2 separate regions of the Mus musculus genome follow, and region 1 is linked to region 2. A link is a loop called in an ENCODE intact Hi-C map of the cell type or tissue named here. Cell type or tissue: left cerebral cortex. All regions are shown on one strand. Links, peaks and the distances in the headings refer to the core of each region. The heading gives the core; the rest is flanking DNA.

What was found. A loop is a pair of places that touch in the nucleus more often than their neighbours do. Peaks named below come from ENCODE experiments on the same cell type or tissue, not always from the same donor. Only the 100,000 strongest peaks of a DNase experiment are listed, where the experiment ranks them.
Region 1: it touches region 2 in a loop (4-fold over the local background); 7 of 42 quality-filtered maps call a loop at or near these places.

Annotation. Positions count from the first base shown.
Region 1 is chr7:98,832,982-98,842,101 of GRCm38, forward strand. It overlaps Wnt11 (wingless-type MMTV integration site family, member 11), which reads left to right and starts at 5,864. Exons shown (of 5, transcript NM_009519.2): 1 at 5,864-6,209. The coding sequence starts at 6,127. Gm33770 (a long non-coding RNA gene) reads right to left here and starts at 3,114. Exons shown (of 3, transcript XR_378356.3): 1 at 2,934-3,114; 2 at 331-594. In left cerebral cortex, for the core only: CTCF peaks have their summits at 3,900 (motif pointing left), 5,112, 6,048 (motif pointing right) and 8,974 (motif pointing left); DNase peaks (open chromatin) are centred at 1,999, 3,909, 5,100, 6,029 and 1 more place; H3K4me3 peaks cover 2,920 bases.
Region 2 is chr7:98,477,162-98,486,297 of GRCm38, forward strand. Gm38588 (a long non-coding RNA gene) reads left to right here and starts at 4,104. Exons shown (of 3, transcript XR_869808.1): 1 at 4,104-4,233; 2 at 6,204-6,420; 3 at 9,048-9,060. Gucy2d (guanylate cyclase 2d) reads left to right here. Exons shown (of 19, transcript NM_001130693.3): 19 at 23-317. The coding sequence ends at 131. In left cerebral cortex, for the core only: a CTCF peak has its summit at 4,033 (motif pointing right); DNase peaks (open chromatin) are centred at 4,050, 5,565 and 8,607; H3K27ac peaks cover 861 bases.

The sequences.
Region 1 (9,120 bases), core at 1,121-9,120, 360 kb after region 2:
CCTCCTCCTCCTCCATGATTTCTGCAGCCTGTGCCATGCTGACTCTGAGCAGGAGATGCCTGGCTCTGGGGATTCGCTCAGCACTCTCCAGCAACTTCCTTGTGAGCCTTGGCATTCCTTGTGAGTCTAGGACATTAATCCTGACCTTGGATAGTATAGATGATCTTGTGGGGTTGCATCATTCCTATTTTATGGGTAAGAAAACTAAGTACAGGAGAATTTCAGCAACTCACTCAAGATCACACAGCTAAAAACAGAACCAGGAAGGTTCTACTGGAATCCCAAATGGACTTTGTTGTAGACAATTGCATTTCTGCAACAGGTACTTACTCCCTATAGCCCACTCTAGCCTCTACTTCCCGGTGACTGACTCCCCAGGTGCCAGGGTTACAGGTGTCAGCTGCAGTGTCAGAGTGGAATCCAAGGTCCATATTGTGATTCCTAATTGCTCTCCACTTCCATTCAACTGGACGCCGATGATATCAGGCAGAAGTAGTATTCACGAAAATGTTTAGGTGCTGTCGACTGGCTTCTCCAAGCAGACAGAGGCCACCTGGAATGGCTCTGACTGGGGTGTCTCTGGTGGCAGAGGAGCTAAGGGAAAATGAGCCCTTGGTCACCTTTGCCTTCATCCCCAGACTTCTGAGGGAAAGCCTTACCCTTCCCCTGGCTCCTGGATGCCCCACATAAAGTTCCCACTGCCATGCCATAGTTTTTTTTTTTTTAATGGGACTGACTTAGTGCCCTGGGCTGGACAATGATGATGGCCAAGAGTTGTGTGCTTGTGTTCTTGTGCTCATAGGCTATTCTTGTTTGTGTATGTAGTATATGTGTGTTTGGTGTTGCATGCTGCGTGTGGAAAGTTGTATGTTTGTGAGTGAACTATTTGTGGGTAGTCTATGTGTTGTGTAGCAATCTAATTATATATATATATATATATATATATATATATATATATATATATATATATGACTACTGCACACCTACGTGCTACTGGGTTTATGGACATGTGATATATACAGATATCCCTTGATAGTGTGTTTATAACCATTGTGATGATATGTCCCAGCCTCATGTGCAAGAGGGCTGGTGGCCATTGTGGATGGATTGTGGTTCTCTCTCTCTCTCTCTCTCTCTCTCTCTCTCTCTCTCTCTCTCTCTCTCTCTTTCTCCCTCCCTCCTGTCTATGTGTGTGTGTATGTATTGGGGGGAGCTTGTGAGCACTTCAATAGCAGCTACGAAGAGTGGGGGGAGGGTAGCAGACAGCTTGGGAGATCCCAGGGAAGCCCCTTCTTGCCTCCGGTTTCCTTTCTACTAGTGAGCTAGATAAACCCTGAGCACATTCAGATGTCGAAAACCCTAGAATGAAGAAGACAGAAACTGGTAGAACCACAACACTTGGTTAGAAACCGAGGGAAATAAGGCTGGCCTCGGTTCTAGTCAAGGAAGAGCAATTGAGGGGTAGGGGGTGGGAGCAGGATCAACTCATAAACAGGACTACACTCAGGGGAAGTCTTCACCAGTGCTGGTTAGCTTCTGAAACCTGGTCCTCTGTTGGGACTGAGAGAGCCCCTACTGCCCGCTGGGTTCGCCCACAAGAGTCCCCTGCAACCACAGCCTACTTGGAGGCACTTTTTGATGCTCTTCTCATACCAGAGCCCTTGCACCTCTTAGAGGTGAGCGCCCCTCTGAGATGCCTAGAAAGATGGCCCAGTGAAGCTTGTAGGACCACAGCAGAAGCTCAGGGCTCAAGACCTCCCAACTCCTGAAGCATGTAAGGGGCAAACGCATTTAGTAAAGCTGTCCTCCGCATTTAGGTCAGACCCTCTGGCTAGTTCAGGCTCTTTGCTGATCATTACTAGCTTCGGAGGTGGGCCGTCCCTGCGCCCGGCGCGCCGCTGGCACTCAACAGGCATGCTTTCAACACTAACCGTGGCGAGCAAATTCCCTTCCGTACAGCAATAGGGTGCAAAGTGTCCCGGAGCGCCGGGCGGGCGCCGCGGGTCCGAGGCGTCATGGGGACCCCGCCCCGCCCCGCGCGAGCCACCGGGTGGGGATTCGGCGCGCTGACGTGGGCGGATCAAAGCGACGGTCCGCGCCTTATAAAACGCTTGGGCCGGCGGGCGCCGCAGATCGTGCCGGGCGAGGAGAGAGCTCCGGAGATCCGCGGGCGCAGGCCGGAGAGCCGAGCACAACTGACCGCCTTGGCGTCCGCGCCCGAGTTGCCAGGATCCCCGGCTCCCTGCTGAGCTGCGTCTGGAAGAAGCTATCCTCGCCGCTCCCGCCGGCGGGGGACCGCACTCGCAACTCCTGGGGGCGGCCGAGGTTGCAGGGGCAGGCTGGGCGCGCCGGGAGAGCGTCCCAAAGGTGAGCAGTGGCCGTGGCTAATGTTAATCAGGAACCCACTGGGTAGGGAGGGAGGCGACTGAGCCCTAGAGACCCCCTTATTGATAGGACACCCACTCCCGGAGAAGCAAACCAAAGTGGCTTTCGTCGCTCTCCTTTCCTCACCTCTCTCCTCCGCAGCATTTCGAGTAACTCCTCTTGGGGGAACGCAACTTCCCGGACGACCCTGGGACTAGGGGCCTGGTGTGTGTGTGTGTGTGTGTGTGTGTGTGTGTGTGTGTGTGTGTGAAGGATGGGGTGGGTTGTATGGTTCCTTCAGTTCTCCCCCTTCAGGTTCTTCCGTCCTGTCTCCCATCCCAGGACTCGGTCCCCTCCCTCGCAGTCTGCGGGTTGATGAGGTCACGCCCGAGCCATCCCGGGGGTGGGGGGATTTGGATCCCGCGACAGAGGGTGTGTGTGAGGAGGCAAGAGAGGGGGACAAAAGCCGAGAAGTCCCTAGCTCCTGCCAGAGCAGGGGGGGGATAGCTCCGAGAGGTGAGAAGGGCTCCTAGAGGCAGCTGGGAAGGGGGGCGAGTTTGTTTACCGACCTCAGCTCCAGGTTGGGGGCTGGGGATAGGGAGGAGAGTCCTGCCCCCGCCCTGTGACACATCTGGAGCGCTCCGAACATCTGGCTTACATCCACCAGCCCGGTACCTTCCACCCGTGGCACTGAATTGCCTCCGTGTCCCTTACAGTCTTTGGGAACACAGGATTCCGCTCCAGCGGGTGGCAGGAGTTCCGCACTCTCCCTATCCACTTTTCAAACACTGCGTCTCCGCGGTGACCTGGAACAACATAGAAGATCCTGACAGCCTCTCCGCTGAGCTTAAAGTCAGGTCTCACGCAACCTCGCAGGTAACCTTGAAGCTGTCGCTCGGCGTCCCTGTCGCACCCTTTTTGTTTTGAGTGCTGCGCGGCCAGCCTCTTGGAGCAGCCCATTTGGTCATTATAGTCGGTCAATTGCGGACATTGTCCCGGCGCACAGCACCAAAGCTGGAGCCAGCATAGCACACCGGGGGTGGGAGAGGCTCGGCCAATCCTCGCCGGTTAGCCTGAGCGGGAAGGTTATCTAAAGTAAAGTTTCTAAAGCTCTCCAAGGCTCCAAGCCTTAAGATCACCTGTTGGCGGCCCGTGGCTGGGCCACAGTGTCCGTAGTGTCCGACGTTTGCACAGCTCTGGGAGGCTCATTCTTCAGACTGCTGCAAGCTGGGTAGCTTAGACTAAGTGTCCAAGGAGAGGAAGAAAGATTTGCTCTCTCTTTCTCTATAAGCACTGCTTTTTTTTTTTCCCGCGGGCCCACTATGAGACTGTTCCCATTGCAGGCTGGGCGCCCAGTCTGAAGCAAGAGGTTGCGTAGTTAGTTCAGGGATAACGAAAACAAGTCTTAAGGGATAACCAAGGCCAAGAGGGAAGTCACTCTGCGCTTCATCCAAGACGCGAACAGTAGAGCCCGAAGTCCCACTGTGTGAGGCCGGGGCAGATATTTCTTTGAACCCAGGCTTAGCTCCCCCTGGCGGACCGGGGACTTCGAGCGACGAATGCGCTCTGACCCTCTGGGCGCAAGGTGAGGGTGACACAGCGGCTCCCAAGGCTGTCCTGGACCTTCTTAGGTAGGACGAGAATAATATCAGTACCCAGAGACCAAGGTGCCTTTTAAGCAACGCGCCGGGGTGACGGAAGGAGAAGTCTAGGGCCTCTGGAGCTGCTGGGAAGAGCAGGGAATAGCTGGAGGCCTGGGTCCCCGACCGACTGCTGTGCGGTTTGGGCCACCCTTCCTCTCACTGGGAGTCGTATATTGATACCCCGGTGTAAGTCCTTGAGATTCCTTCTGCGACTTAGCGATCCCTTCCCACTTAGAAACTCTGGGTGCCTTCGGGGATCCCACACTTTAAGTGGGAACAAAGAGACAATGACTGGTGTTTTGAGGCCCCCCCCCTCCTCTGCGATCTGATCCTGCAGACATTTTTCTGATTTGGGGGAAGTGTGCAAACTTCCAACAGGGAGGGAAAGATCTGGATACGGAAGAGGTAAGAGGAAGATTCGGACTGCACCAAAAATCCCGTTGAGACCCCAGCTTGGAGTCGTGTTTGTGCCAAGCATTTCAGACTTGGGGGACTCTGTGAAGGGGGGGGGGTAATTCAAGGTTTTCTGCTTGAATTCCTCTGGATTCTGCCAGAAGGCCCCAGAAAACTATGACGTTTCAAACGTGTGTGTGTGTGTGTGTGTGTGTGTGTGTGTGTGTTCAAGCCTGTACATTTGAAACACACAGGCGTGCATAGGCTACACAGGTATGTATAATAATAGCGGATACAGAGAGAAGATCAGACGAAGATCAGAAAGCTGGAGTCCAGGTCTTTGCTTTTTAATAAAAGGGAAAACTTAGGCTGGGGTGGTTGAGGAATTGCCCAAACTCACAGAGCCAGATGAGAACCGCTCTTCCCTGTTCCAGAGACCCCCCCCCCCCCAAGTCTGGCACCTCCTTCCTCAGACTCTGTAGACCCTTTTGGAAGGAATCCCTTTGTCCTTGCTGCTCCAGAGAGGAGAGGGGCTGTGTATGACTCGGGGCGAATGCCAGGTGTTGGTAAATTTGGGAGAAGCCTGGAAGGGAGTTAATGAGGTGAGAATGATGAGAAGGGAGTCAAGCCTCAGAAAGCAGCTCCGCAGGCTGCAAGCGGGCGGGGTGGCGGCTCCTCCGCGGCCCTAGCTCGCCGCCTGGCGGTCCCAGAATCAACCTCTTGCAGGCCTGGAGCTTCCCTGCTCTGCTAGGGAGCTTTGGCGCTGCCTCGTCCGGACCGAGGCACTGAAGTGGCAAGTCTGAAGTAGCTCTTCAGGCGCTGGAGATGCCTCAGTGTGTAAAGAGCACCCACCTCCACCCCATTTTTGCAGTTTCCCCTTCCCTTACTGGAAAGTAGGTGCCCAGAAATAGCACCGTCTTCTGTGTTCTCCCTGCCCTTAGCTTACCCGGCACAGGTAGACAAAATAGCTCAACAGCCCAGCACCAGACGGGTGCTCACTAACTGAACAGCCTAACAACTAACTGAACAGATGTTTCCACATCTCTGGGCCTCGGTTTCCTCATCTGAGATGGATGGAGTGACAATACCCATCACAGGTCTGAGAGGAGTAAAGATGGCTGGCTACACTGGGAGACTGTTCTCTGTAAAAGGAGAATTCTGCTCAGATCACCCCATTCGCAGATGAATAAACTGTAGACTCATTAAAGCTGCAATAACTAATAATCGATATCGTGGATTAGTATAGGAGCCTAAATCATATTCCGGATCAGTTCCTCTCCTTGCGGTCGCTACGTCAGTTGGTTTTCGCGCTGCTGCTGGTGGTGGGGTCTCCTCCTTGCGGTCCTCTCCAGACTCTCTGCTGGGTCTCCCGAGAACCTCCTATCTGCTTCACCCTGTCCTTCCTGGGCCGCTCAACCCTGATCTGCCCTGGGCGACACGCCCTCGGCCGCGCTAGGGTCTCACCTAATCCGAGCCTGACGCCGGCGGGTCTCGGGCGGTTCGGGGAGAGAGCGGACTCCTTCCTCGCTCAGCCTCCCCGGCCCGACCCCTCCTTTGTAATTTGAATAAAACGCCTCCCAGCCCGCGCGCCGCCTTAACCCGCCGCCCTGTTCTCCGTGATTGCAGGCGGCGTGCGCGCAGGAACAGCAGCGGTGGCCTGCAGGCGGCGGAGTTCGGTGCGGCTCCTGCAGGGTGCGACCCCCGGGAGCGCCGGGCGCGCGCGACGATGAGGGCGCGGCCGCAGGTCTGCGAGGCTCTGCTCTTTGCCTTGGCGCTCCACACCGGCGTGTGCTATGGCATCAAGTGGCTGTAAGTAGGACTCCGTTTTCACTCCAATGGGCCATTGGGCGAGAAGCTGGAGAGGTTGGGTGAGCCCACCAAAATCTGCGAGGCTAAGTTGGCTTGGGCGTCGTGGGCGAGCCGTTCTTAGCTCGGCGACTTCTTCTGTGATATGCTGTTCTTACCCTCCGCGGGCTTGCGAAGTGGGTGAGCGGATTTTCTCATCCAGGCCAGGGTTGCTCAAAGGCCAGTGAGGGACTAGGGAAACATCCTCTCCAAGTGGCACAACTCAGAGAGAGTCTGCTCAGTTCAGGACACAGGGTCCAGTTCGGGATCATGGCCTGTCAGCCTCCAGGAGGTCTGCTAAGAGAGTTTTGACCCCTTCCACCTGGGGACCTTGGGGGAAGTGTCACCTTCTGGGGCCTCCGAGTACTCGGTCTGTCAGAAGGATAGTTAGTACCGGCTCCTTGGGATCTGATTGGAGACTCCCTAAAGAGCTGCTGAAGGTCCGAAGCTAAGGGATGTCCTGGAAGGATAAATGGTCGCTGGGGGCAATTTTCCTGGTTTCCTCGTGCAGTGCTAGTTCCTCCTGTGGTGGCTGCCGTAGGCAGTGTGAAAGGAGTGGGATATGGGGAAAGGCAGCCCCTTCCTGAAGGATCTGTCCCTGGGCTGGGAGAGATAAGCCCGGGCTGTAAATAACTTTCCAGGGGTTGTAAGAGTGGAGGCTCCGGGGCTCGGAGGAGGGCAGCCTGGTTGGGTCACCCATGAGGGTTACAGAGATTTTCTAGAGGCTGCCACTTTTGGCTGCACAAGTGAGGAGTTTGGCAGGTAGGAGATATGGAGGACACTCTCAGAGTACAGTGCCCGGAGTGGGAGAGTCAAGAACAGGAATGTGTCTGCCTTGCTCAGGTCATGGTTAGGGAGCCTGCAGATCAAACAAGGGATTGATAGATTATGGGCACTGAAGAGGGTCGGTCCAGGAATTCGCTTTGAAGAAGGAATTACTGCAACACACTGAACCTCTGGAAAACTGGAGGTTCCTGGTCCAGCCTTTTCTGGTGCTGAGTTCTTGATTAAATAATTCGGGAGGGAAATCCCATCTTCTTGTACTTCTGGTTTACAAGAAAGGGGGTCTGTCCTGGGCCAGGCTCCTTCGAACCTCCTCCTGCTGCTGTCAGGCACTCTTGCTTATTGGGCTGGGCACAAGTCAGTGAGAGAAGCCCCTTCAGCCATTGCTTTACAGACCAGGGGATGAGGTGAAGAGAAGGAAGGGGTTGCTGAGAGCTACAGGGGCCTTCATGGCCTAGCACCAAGCTTGGGTGACTTGTTTTGTTTATAGAGTCCTGGGGACACAACTCTCATCTCTCTTTATCTGCCCTACAAAGGGCGTCCTGAGGTTCTAAGGATTCATGTGACACACACAGTCCCAAGCTGGCGTGTGCTGGGGATGGGGTGGGGTACGAGGCCGGCTGAGAGCAACACCCAGTTTTGCTCTACTACGTCTAAGCCTTGACACACATGGGCACAGCTCAGAGTCTGCACTCAAGACATCCCCCAGGGAGGACTTGACGGGCAGAGATGGAATGTGAAGCAGGTGTCCCAGGCTGGAGGAAGAACAAGGACAGAAGTATGGGGGCAGGAGCATCCCCTGTCCCCTGCAGGGAGCAGGGACCACAGGGTGTCCTATTACACAGCTCTGAGAGCTGCAGGCCTCTATCTGATTTGTTAACACTCCATGAGATAGGTGACAGACTGACTTTTCGTTGCTTCACAATAAGGAAGTTAAGGTATAGAGATGGTAAGTAGCGGCCACAAGGTCACATGCTGGCCCTGTGGCTGTGAGATCAGAGGAACCCAAGCAGAGGGCTTACGAGGCTAACCCTTGATAATGGTTGAACTATTACTGCAGCTGGAAAATAGAGGGCCTGGGAGAAGCAAAGCTTAAGAATAGTATAGCCAAGCTTGGTGGCAGAGGCTGGTAATCTCAGCTACTGAAGGGGCTGAGGCAGGAGGATTGCAAGTTCAGTGCCTAGCCAAGGTACAGGTTCATTCAAAGCCAGCCAGAGCCACGTGGTGAGACTCTGCCTTAACATTTAAAAATAATGATAAGGGTTGGGAGTACAGCCCAGCATGTGCGAGGCCCTGGGTTCAGCCCCCTGCCCGTGGGGGGAAGAGTGGGAGCAGGCATAGGCACTTGTGCACACAGATGCAGCCTTGCTGGGTGCCGGGTGCTATTTTTGACATACATACGGCTTCTTTTCAGTCTCCCAATCTGTGTTGTGTGTTCTGCTTTCCTGAGCCCCTCTGCCCAGCAGAGGAAAGGAACACCTTGGAGGATCTTTAGCAGAGTTTCATAGCCAATGAGGAGTAGAGCAGACCTTTGGGTTGGGCTGTTGGTAGAAGGAAGTCCCGGGACAGTTGTGCAGTGGGGGTAGGGACTCGTCAGGGCCAGCTGTCCTGGGGCAGTCCTGGGGACCATGTGTGCAGGCTTGGAAAGTGACCTGGAGATGAAAGGGACATTTGACACAAGAACTGAAACCAGATGTGAGTTGGTGGCCTGAGGTGCCCACCTGGTGGGCTTCTGGGACAGACAAGCTAAACAGGTGGGATCAGGGATTGGGGAGCAGGGTCGAAATCTGACTGCCTGGTGATCCTGGTGATACACTGAGAACCTTAAGCATTGCCTCCAAAGCCAGGGGTGGAGGGAAACCATGATGGGTCAAATGTGGGGAGGGATGGGGTGGGGGAGATGTGAGCCTCTTGCTCCCTCTGGTGGAGGGGTTGGGGAAGAAAGACCCCTGGCCAGCTAAGGGACTTTGATAGGCTGTTCTCTCCACAGCTGGCAGTACTGAGCCTGCCACTCAGTAAGGGCGGGGCCTCTCTAGGAAGAGTCTTAAGAGGCTCTGGCAGGAATGCAGCGGCTCTGAAGTAGGGCAGCAAG
Region 2 (9,136 bases), core at 642-8,641:
CTCATCTCTCCTTTCTCCTCAGAGACCCATGGCAGGACCGCATAAACCAAGAAATCCGGACTGGCTTTGCCAAAGCACGCCAGGGACTGGCTGAGCCCAGAAAATCAGGGGAGGCTGGGCCAGGTCCCTGATAGCAAGTCAGTGGGCAAGGGCCAAGGCAGTCAAGATGCCCCCACCACCCCTGCTCTGCTAGGAATGTCAGCTCCCTGGCTGTCTGCCACCCATGAGTGGTATGAGCAGTTGGTGTCTTCCCTAGTAACTCCAGGGGTGTCCTTGCCTCCTGTCAGGAAAACAATAAAAATAGAATACCCGCTTCCACCCTGAAGTGTTGGACAAGCCATTTTGAGGCAGAGAGCTCACTGTCTCCAAGTCCCTTGTTCCTTATGGAAGATCCTGTCCCCAGCACATAGCTAAGGGCTCAAGACCAGGGTACGGGGAGCCTTTGCCCCAAGTGACACAGCTCTTCTGGGCAAAAGTAAAAGCTGGGCAGGAGAGGGATCTTCAGGCTTGGCCAGTGTACCCCCCCACCCCTCTGTGTGTGTGTGTGTGTGTGTGTGTGTGTGTGTGTTGGTTCTGTCCTCGCCCCAAGCCCCATCACAGTGCTTCTGGGGCTTCTTTGTTATCCTCCCTAAGAGCATCAAAAGGACTCTCTCTCTCTCTCTCTCTCTCTCTCTCTCTCTCTCTCTCTCTCAGAATGGCTGGAGTATACCATTGGGCCCATAGGCAGCGCCCAGTCCTGACTACTCCCCTGCCTCACCAGAACAGGTCCACAACTTCAGCATCTGGGAGCACGGTGCTGAGAGTCCAATGTAGGGCCCCAGAATCTCATGATGGGGGAGAGGGGCTGAGAATTCCTTGGCTGTCAGGAAATGAGAGTTCAGAATAATAATGAGGAAGAAGAGAAGGAGGAGGAGGAGGAGGAGGAGGAGGAGGAGGAGGAGGAGGAGGAGGAGGAGAATATAAGAGCCCAACTCACTAAACAGCAGCACATCAAAGAACGCTCCCCCAAATCCCTGCAGCTGATTTCAGAGCCAGCAAGATCAGCTGCACATGTAACTCATGTCCCCATTATTAGCTGGAGCCCTTTGGGAGAAGGAGCTGATGGTAAGACTCTAGCCTAGGGGTTCTGGAAAACTATTCTAGGGTCACTGTGTCCAGATTCCCTTCACCTGGCCATCCCTACCTGTGTAACTTTGCACCTAATCCTTTTAAGCATGTGGGGACATTATGCCAGTCCACCAAGTCATCCTACAGATGCTGGAAGGGGAAGCCCTCCTGTGTGTGGTGGGATGTGTCTATGGCTTGTGTGGTATAGCTATGGAGGACCTGCTTGCTCTGTGGGTCTTCACGGCCTGCCTCAGGCCCGTAGCTCTTACTGGAAACCTTCCTCCGTATCTTCCTCTGAGACATGAGTGATTGGTTAGATAGTCAGTGAGGCTGTCTGGATTCTTGAACATGTGGATGCTGTGAGTGTCCTGGGGTACACAGAGGGATACAGAGGTATCTGCACATGATGGGCAAACACATGGAAACTGCCTTCACCTGGGCTTTGGTGTTCCCTCTGCGAGCTGCGTAGCCTCGACCATCACACAGGTTTCTGAGCCTCCATCCCCACTTCACTACAGAGGCCAGATGCCTTTACTGTCTTGTGGGCTCTTGTGCAATCCAAGGGGGGTCAGGAAGTGGAAGCCACCCAAACTCAGGATATGGGACAGCTATGACTTAGGGTGTACACATGTAAGTGACCTGACCCATGAATCTCTGTGAAGCCTTGCAGGCAGAACACAATGAGCCTATGTGAGCTGTCACTGTGTCATGCAAGCACTGTCTATGAGTTTCTGTGTCTATGCACTTGTGTTTTGTGTTTCTGAGTGCAGGTGACACTGTATCTGTGAGCCTGGAGAGCTGCAAGCCTGGCTTCAGCATGTGTGTGGTTGAATCTGAGTGTCTGTGTAAGCCCTGCTGTGAGCACCGTGCAGCTCACCTTTGTATTTCCTATAACATGTGTCTGTGCATGCCCATGTATGTGCCATTTCTAGTGTAGCTGGCTTTACCTATAGGCTTTCACACTTGAGCAGTACAGGAGAGCAGCCAGCCAGCTGGTCACCAAGGAGATGTCCCCACTGGTGGCCCAAGCAGCTGTTCTCAGACTTCTGCACACAGACACCTTTGGAAGAATCTGGGGTTTGGGGTGGGGAGTGGGACCCTGGCTCTAAAACTTGCCAATTAAGCACAAGTAGTTATGTGAGCTGGCCCCTCTGAGGGTGTTCCCTTGCCCTACACTTCTTTGTCAGAATTGGGGAGTGGGCTGTACCCCCACTATGCCCTGCATACTGCCTGCTCAGCATGGTCAGGCCTGTCTTTAGCTCTACCATGCCCACGACCCTTGAAGGAACTGTTTGTCCATTTTATGAACCAGGAGATGGAGAGTTGGAGGGGGTAGTGTGCCCTCTCCCTTCCCTGACCCCTGCCTCCTAGCACTAGAGAAGCCCCCCTCCAAAAAGCCACAGTCCCCAGTATGTTCCCAGGGGTCTGCCTCCAGGACCAAGGCTCTCGTCTAGAGAGCTGTGGGGCCTTTGGAGCCAGGCACAGTGGCTCTGGAGAGAAGCCAGCCTGGTGTCTTACATGAGCTCACACACTCAGGCAGAGTCCTATGCTGGCTTTTAGCTGGTGACTGAGATGTCCCTCTGTCCCACCAGCCTAGGTATCCTCCCATCCTTTGGGAGTGGGTTCTCAGGGGAGAACCATTCCAGCCTCACTAGGAAATGGGGGGGTCATACTTCAGCAGAGGGGTCCCTGGTGGAGCCAGGTGATTGGAAGCAGTCAGTCCCCCATCATGCAATTGGGCATGATTTGGGGTAGTGGACTTGGAACACTGCAGAGTCTTTAGCTCACCTCCAGGCTCTGCATCTTTCTGCTCCACCACAGGCTCCCAGAACCCCAGATCATTTGCTGTGGCACATTCTCTACTCTTCCCCAGGCCCCTCGGGATACCCCAACTTTGCTCCTGCCGCTGTCTACCTAAATGACCTTAGTCCTTTCCAACGCCCTGTAAATTGCTACATACCCATCAAAGCCCATCTGAAGAAGCCTCCTCCTGTTGCTATAAACCTTCCCCACCCCTCCTCTGAATGAGCTAACAGTTGCTATGGCTGGCAGCTCTGGGGCAGCAGCCTTCTCCAGCTCATTCCTTTAGCCTGATGCCCAAGTAGAGGCAGGTGAGGGACTGAATTAGTGAGTGGGCAAATACGCAAAGTGACAAAGCCAAGGAGCCCATAGACTTCTTATGGGATCCTTCCTTGGACTGATGCCCACTCAGGGTCCAGTGGTTTAGGCTCTGTGGCATGTCAGCTGCCCTAGCCTCTCTTGTACAGCTTCTGCTCACAACCCCACAGCAACTGCAGTCATGCACAGCCTGGTGTTTCTTTCCAGACCCTTGGCTACCACCTCTCCTGACAGATTCCTCCTCTCCAGGTCTCGCTCTTTGCCACTTCCTACAGGAAGCCCTCCAAGCCTTCCCTGGAGCCTTTGTCCCACCCCTGAGTGTTATGCAAGAGATATCTGCCATGGATTTTCATTCCCAGCCACTCTGGCTGTACTGATCTGAGACCTGGGGCTTCCTGAGCAGGGCCAGGTCTATGCCCTGCTCTTGTAACTTGAGTCTCTGGTCAACAGAGAAGGAATTTAATGTGGCAGAAGAGGTAGAGGCAGCTACAGTTGTTAAGTAAGCACCGGTGTAAGGATACCAATGTTTGGGGAACACTGCTCAAAAGAAAAGAGAAGCCACATTAAGCTGGAGGCAGTTACACACTGCAGAGAGGGACACATGGATTGTCCATCGCCTACACAGTCTCTGGACAGCCTGGAGGTCCTGGGGAGAGGGTCAGCTGCTCCTTAATGAGAAGTCAAGGTCCCCAGTCCAATCCTGGCTCCCTCCTGAAGGGTCTGAGGTCTACACGACCCCTCTCCCTGACCCTCACTCATGTCCTGTTCAAGGTGCCAGTCTCAGAGAGATGGATCTTAGGACATCCACTAGGGGGCAGGCAAGGCATTCCAGAAGCAGACAGGCTTTCTGAGTTACAGGCTGGTGACCTGGCTGGCCGGCTGGAAGAGGGAGGGCAGTGGTAGGCTTAACTAACTGTATCGACTTGCCTGGAGACTCCACCTGACCACTGAAGGGCAGCGAGGAATCAGTGTCCTGTCACCACACAGAAGGCCTGGGGGCACCGGGAGGTATGTATTAAAGGGTTCATTGGCCTTTCATTAGTCACACTTTCTACCAAATGACAAGTAGGTCGAGCTCATTTAGAGTACGTTCCCTGGCTCCCGTGGCTTATTGCACCCTCTCCTGGGAGGCAGGCCAGATTGTCCCATTCACAGACAGCGAGACACTTAGTGGCCTCCCACTGATGGCTTGGCCTTTCTTCTGAGCCCTAGATCTACAGACCAGGTCTCTCAACTATGCAGGGTCTAGCCAGGTGTGTGTGTGTGTGTGCCCATGTGTGTACACACATGTGTACAGGTGTGCATGAGTGTATACATGTATGTAGATTGTGTTTAGGTATGTGTGCATGCAAATAGAGCCAGAGGTTGATGCTGAATTTTCCTTGATTGTTCTTCACTTTAGTTTTTGAGACAGGGTCTCTCACTGTACCCAGAGTTTACTGATTGGGCTAGCCAATGAGCTCCAGTCTCAGGCTCCCTATCGCTAGGTTTAGAGGTGCATGCCACACAGCGACCTTTCTGTGGAGTGCTGGGAGTCAGAACTCAGGCCTTTCTGCTGCATGACAAGCACGTTACTGACTTAGCCATTCCCCCAACCCTAAGGCCTGGGCTCCTTAAAGGCTTGGTACTGGAAACACTGTGAGGCTTTCACACGTAGCTGTAGAGCACCTTTCATGTCACACAAAAAGGGAATTAATGTGTATGAGGTGTCTGGGACTCCATCTTCTCCACAGTCCCACGAGGTAAGTAGGAGCCATCTTTTTAGATGAAGGTATTCAGGCTGGGGTCAAGGTCACCCGGCCACCCTATTCGCAGAACTGAACCTCAACTCCAAAGCCAACTCTAACACCAACCTGGCAACCTCACGAGCTACAGAGTAATGAGGTGACATGGACACACACACACATACAGAGAGAGAGAGAGAGAGGGAGGGAGAGGGAAAAGCCCAACAGTGGAAACATGAGCATTCTGAGATGAAGCCAGAAAAGGAACCGGTTAGGGCAATGCCATGAACAGATGTATACATGAATAGAAGGGCTAAGAAGGGTGCTGAGGACAGAGGCCACGTTCCAGCTAATAGTATGTCAGGCTGTGGGAGAGCAAAGGGAAGGCCAGAGACCTAGGATGCTTCAGACTTGTGCGGCTATGCGGCTGTGCGCGGCAGTAGCCCCTTCAGTGTCTCTCCTGTCCCTCCTTCGGTGGCCTTTCCCTGGCTCCTGAGCCCAAGGAATACAGACACTCGAGACCCCTTTGGGCCATTTTTGCAGGGTCAGCATGGAGCCCTCCTAGGAAGTTCCTCCAGCCTTCGCCTCTGGAATTTTCCATGAGAGAGGGAGGAGGTGGGGAAGAGGGAAGCAGAGAGGGAGGAGCCGGAGAGGAAAGAGAGTGGGGAACTGGAAAGGGCTTTTGGTGGCGATAACCAAACAGGCTGGAAAGAGCAGGAAGGAGAGGGGGGCAGAGGACATGTGTGGTTGTGTGATCTGTGAGATGATGTGAACAATCCAAGAGAGAGGAAAGACAGGAGGGGTGGTATGAGCCCCACCACAGTGACATCATAGCTCTTTAAGCAGGGAGTGGCCCGACCCATGGCTGCCACAGGGACATAGGAACAGGAAAGGGGGCCTTGGACTAGGAAGCTGTCCTAGGGAAAGGGTGAGAACCCAGAAGAGGCTCCGGGTTCAGACGGGAGGAGGGAGATATGAGAAGGAAGACTTAGGGAGGGATGCAGACCAGTGGCCGAGGGAACCAGGGACAGAGTCCATCCATGGTGACACTGGCCTGAAGGCTGTGATCCGGCTCAGTAGGCTGAGGAGCCGGAGGCAGCAGTGAGGAGCGGGAAGACAGGAAAGTAGTCAGCTCCCTTCTAAGTCTGACTGGGAAGAGGCAGCTGGGAATTAGGGCTTTGTCCCTACTGCTGGGAAAAACACACAGGGAGAGCAACTATCTAAATGTTTCTTCCTCGGGACCGTATCTGCCAGCAGGCAGCACAGCTAACCACCAGGAGACTGGGCACACCTACGGGATGCATGCAGACAGGATCAAGTTTGTTCTGAGGAAGAGTTCAGACCTCAAACCCTGGTGTCCTGCCTGCCTGCCGCTCAGAGGAGAGAGAGAGCCAGCAGGCACCACCCACCCAGCCCGGAAGAGACCAGAGAGCAGAGTCCTCAACGCCCAGGGCTTTCCGAGAGATCACAGGTCTGAAAAGGAGCAGCTTCGGGGAGAAGGGCAAGCATCCCCTGACATAGCCCGGCCTCCTTGTCTGGATTAATCACGGGATCTCCACGGCTGCTGCTATCTAACTGATGCCAAAACATGTCTTCCCCCCCCCCCATTCCCTTTTGTACCTTAGGGAATCAGCTGTAGTAAAAGACACATGGCTCCTGTGTGGACTAACAGTGAGAAAATCTACTTCTGGGCCCTGAAGATGGCAGCCCAGTTCCTATGAGTGTGTCTACAAATGTGCCTGTGTGTCTGAGTGTGTATATGTGTACACACAGAAAGGAGACTTTTGTCCACATCTCTGGTGTACGAACAAGGATTTGGGGGAGCTGGAACATTTGTCCCTCCATACACATAAGATGTGAGCCATACGTTGACATTCAGACAAAATTGCGTGTCTCCTTGTTACAGACAAAGGATGATGAAATGAAAAATGCTTGTTCTGATTTCCAGCCACATTTGCTGCATCCAACTTGGCTTTCCAATATAACCGCCCTGTCTGTGGCATTCAATTCTGTCCTTCTGGTGGGGTTTCACGGCTTATTCCTCTATTTTCTCCCTTCCTGCTGCATTTGTAATACCTGGACTCGCTGGGCAGTTGGTGGCACACACCTTTAATCCCAGCACTTGGGAAGCAGAGGCAGAGGCAGGTGGATTTCTGAGTTCAAGGCCAGCCTGGTCTACAGAGTGAGTTCCAGGACAACCAGGGCTACACAGAGAAACCCTGACTCAAAAAAAAAATGTGAACCATAGTTTGCATTCTATATACAGTGTATGAGCATGCATGTGTGCTGTGTATACACCTGTGATGTGTTCTGCACAAGCCCTGCATTCTTGTGCTGAACTTGTGTGTGTATCTGTGTGTGATGACTATGTGACCTCTCTCTCTCTCTCTCTCTCTCTCTCTTTCTCTCTCTCTCTCTCTCTCTGTGTGTCTGTGTGTGTGTTGTATATGTGTGCACATGTCTGTGCAGGAGCACACACATGCTTGCATGTGCATGTGAAGGTTAGAGATCAGAGTTGGGTGGCCTGCTCAGTCACTCTCCACCTTATTTATTTATTCATTTTTGAGACAAGGTCTCTCACTGAACCTGGAGTTCACGATTCCCAGGGATTAGCCTGTCTCTTAACCTCCTCTATCTTCCAATTCCTGCCCAGCCCACAGCCCAGTCCAATCCAGTCCAACACTGGGATTAGAAATATGTGCACCACACTCAGCTTTTAAAGAGGGTTCAGGGATCCAAACTCATGCATTTATGCTTAACCAGCAAACACTTTACCAACCCTGAGATGACCCATCAGGAGCTTGAGAGGTTGGTGACACTGCACACTTATGTGGCATTTTGTGTCAGGTGACAGGCCTTTGTTTCCATGAATGTGTGCTCCAGAGGTCTCTGGCTGTCTCCAAGGCTGTGTGTGGAAGGCATATATGTGTGGGTGTTGTTTGCTGACACACAGTGTTGGTGGAGCACGTGTGTGCCTCTTACCAGCAAGTTAGTTAGGGACTGTCACAGGATTGGTGATGTAGCGCAGGAAGCTGAATCTGCTTGCTGTGCCCTGGTTCGGTGACCTTCAGCTGATCACTTACCATCAGCATGTATCACCCTCAAAATGGAGATGACAATATCACTGAGGATGATTTTAAAACCTGCCTTATTAGGTGTAGTGGAGCTTGACTGTGCTATAACTCAAAAGTTGCCTGGTCTAGCCTTGCCTTACCAGCTTGAGACCACCTCTGGTGAGGAAGACTAGGGATCCTGGAAACAGGCCCTTTTATTTCCAGCCAAGCTCTCAAGCCCACAGGGATGCCCTGTGGAGATGGCTCGGTTGGTAAATGTGCTTGCTTATCAAGACGAGGACATCTCTCCATTGTCCTTTTACCCTACCGCCCATTGTCCCCCATCACATAGTCCCCCATGTCCAGAGCCATCCTAGTGTAGCTGCCTCTCAGAGGGAGGTCCATGGACCAGCAGCCTCAACACCACCGAGGTTCACTAAAGGTCCAGTTTCTGGGGCTCGCTTCCAACCCGCTGAGTCAGCCTCCCTTGGGAGGCTGCTATCTTTTTTTAACCAGACTAAAGAACTCTCATTTTTAGGAAGTGTGGGAGCAGGACTCTGTCTCCTCTGAAGAGGTTGCTGTGTGAAGCCAGGAGCTTCACATCCAATGTGGAGCATGTTGAAGACAGTGAGTGGGGCCGAGAGAACTGGACTCTCCCCATGTGACCACAGGCTGTGTTCTCACCTTACTGATTCTAGGAGAGCAGGCAGATGGCATCCTCTGAAGTGTGGGAAGGTGACCCCTAGCCGTGGGGATCAGTCTGACTTGTGGAAGCCAGATTCCAGAGGCTCTGCCAAATGTGGGACTTCTAGCCCTTTGAGGAAGATGGAACCTCATGCCCACTGCAAACTCAGCCCAGGCAGGAACCTGGCATCTAGTCTTCACCTTAGGAAAGGGCCTCAGGGAACTGCCAGGACAGGGTGGCCATTGTGAGAGCGTGGGGTGCATGGAGCCTACGGGGCAAGGTCTCTGTGTTACAGTTCTCCTCAAACCAGGCCTCCCAGGTCCTTCCCCCACGCTCTCACCATCTTCCTGCCATCCCCAGAACTCTGGCTTTCCCAGAGGAAGATGACACCACCGACCAGATGATCCAGCCCTGCACCATTCTCCCTCCCTGGTCCCGTCAGCCCCTCA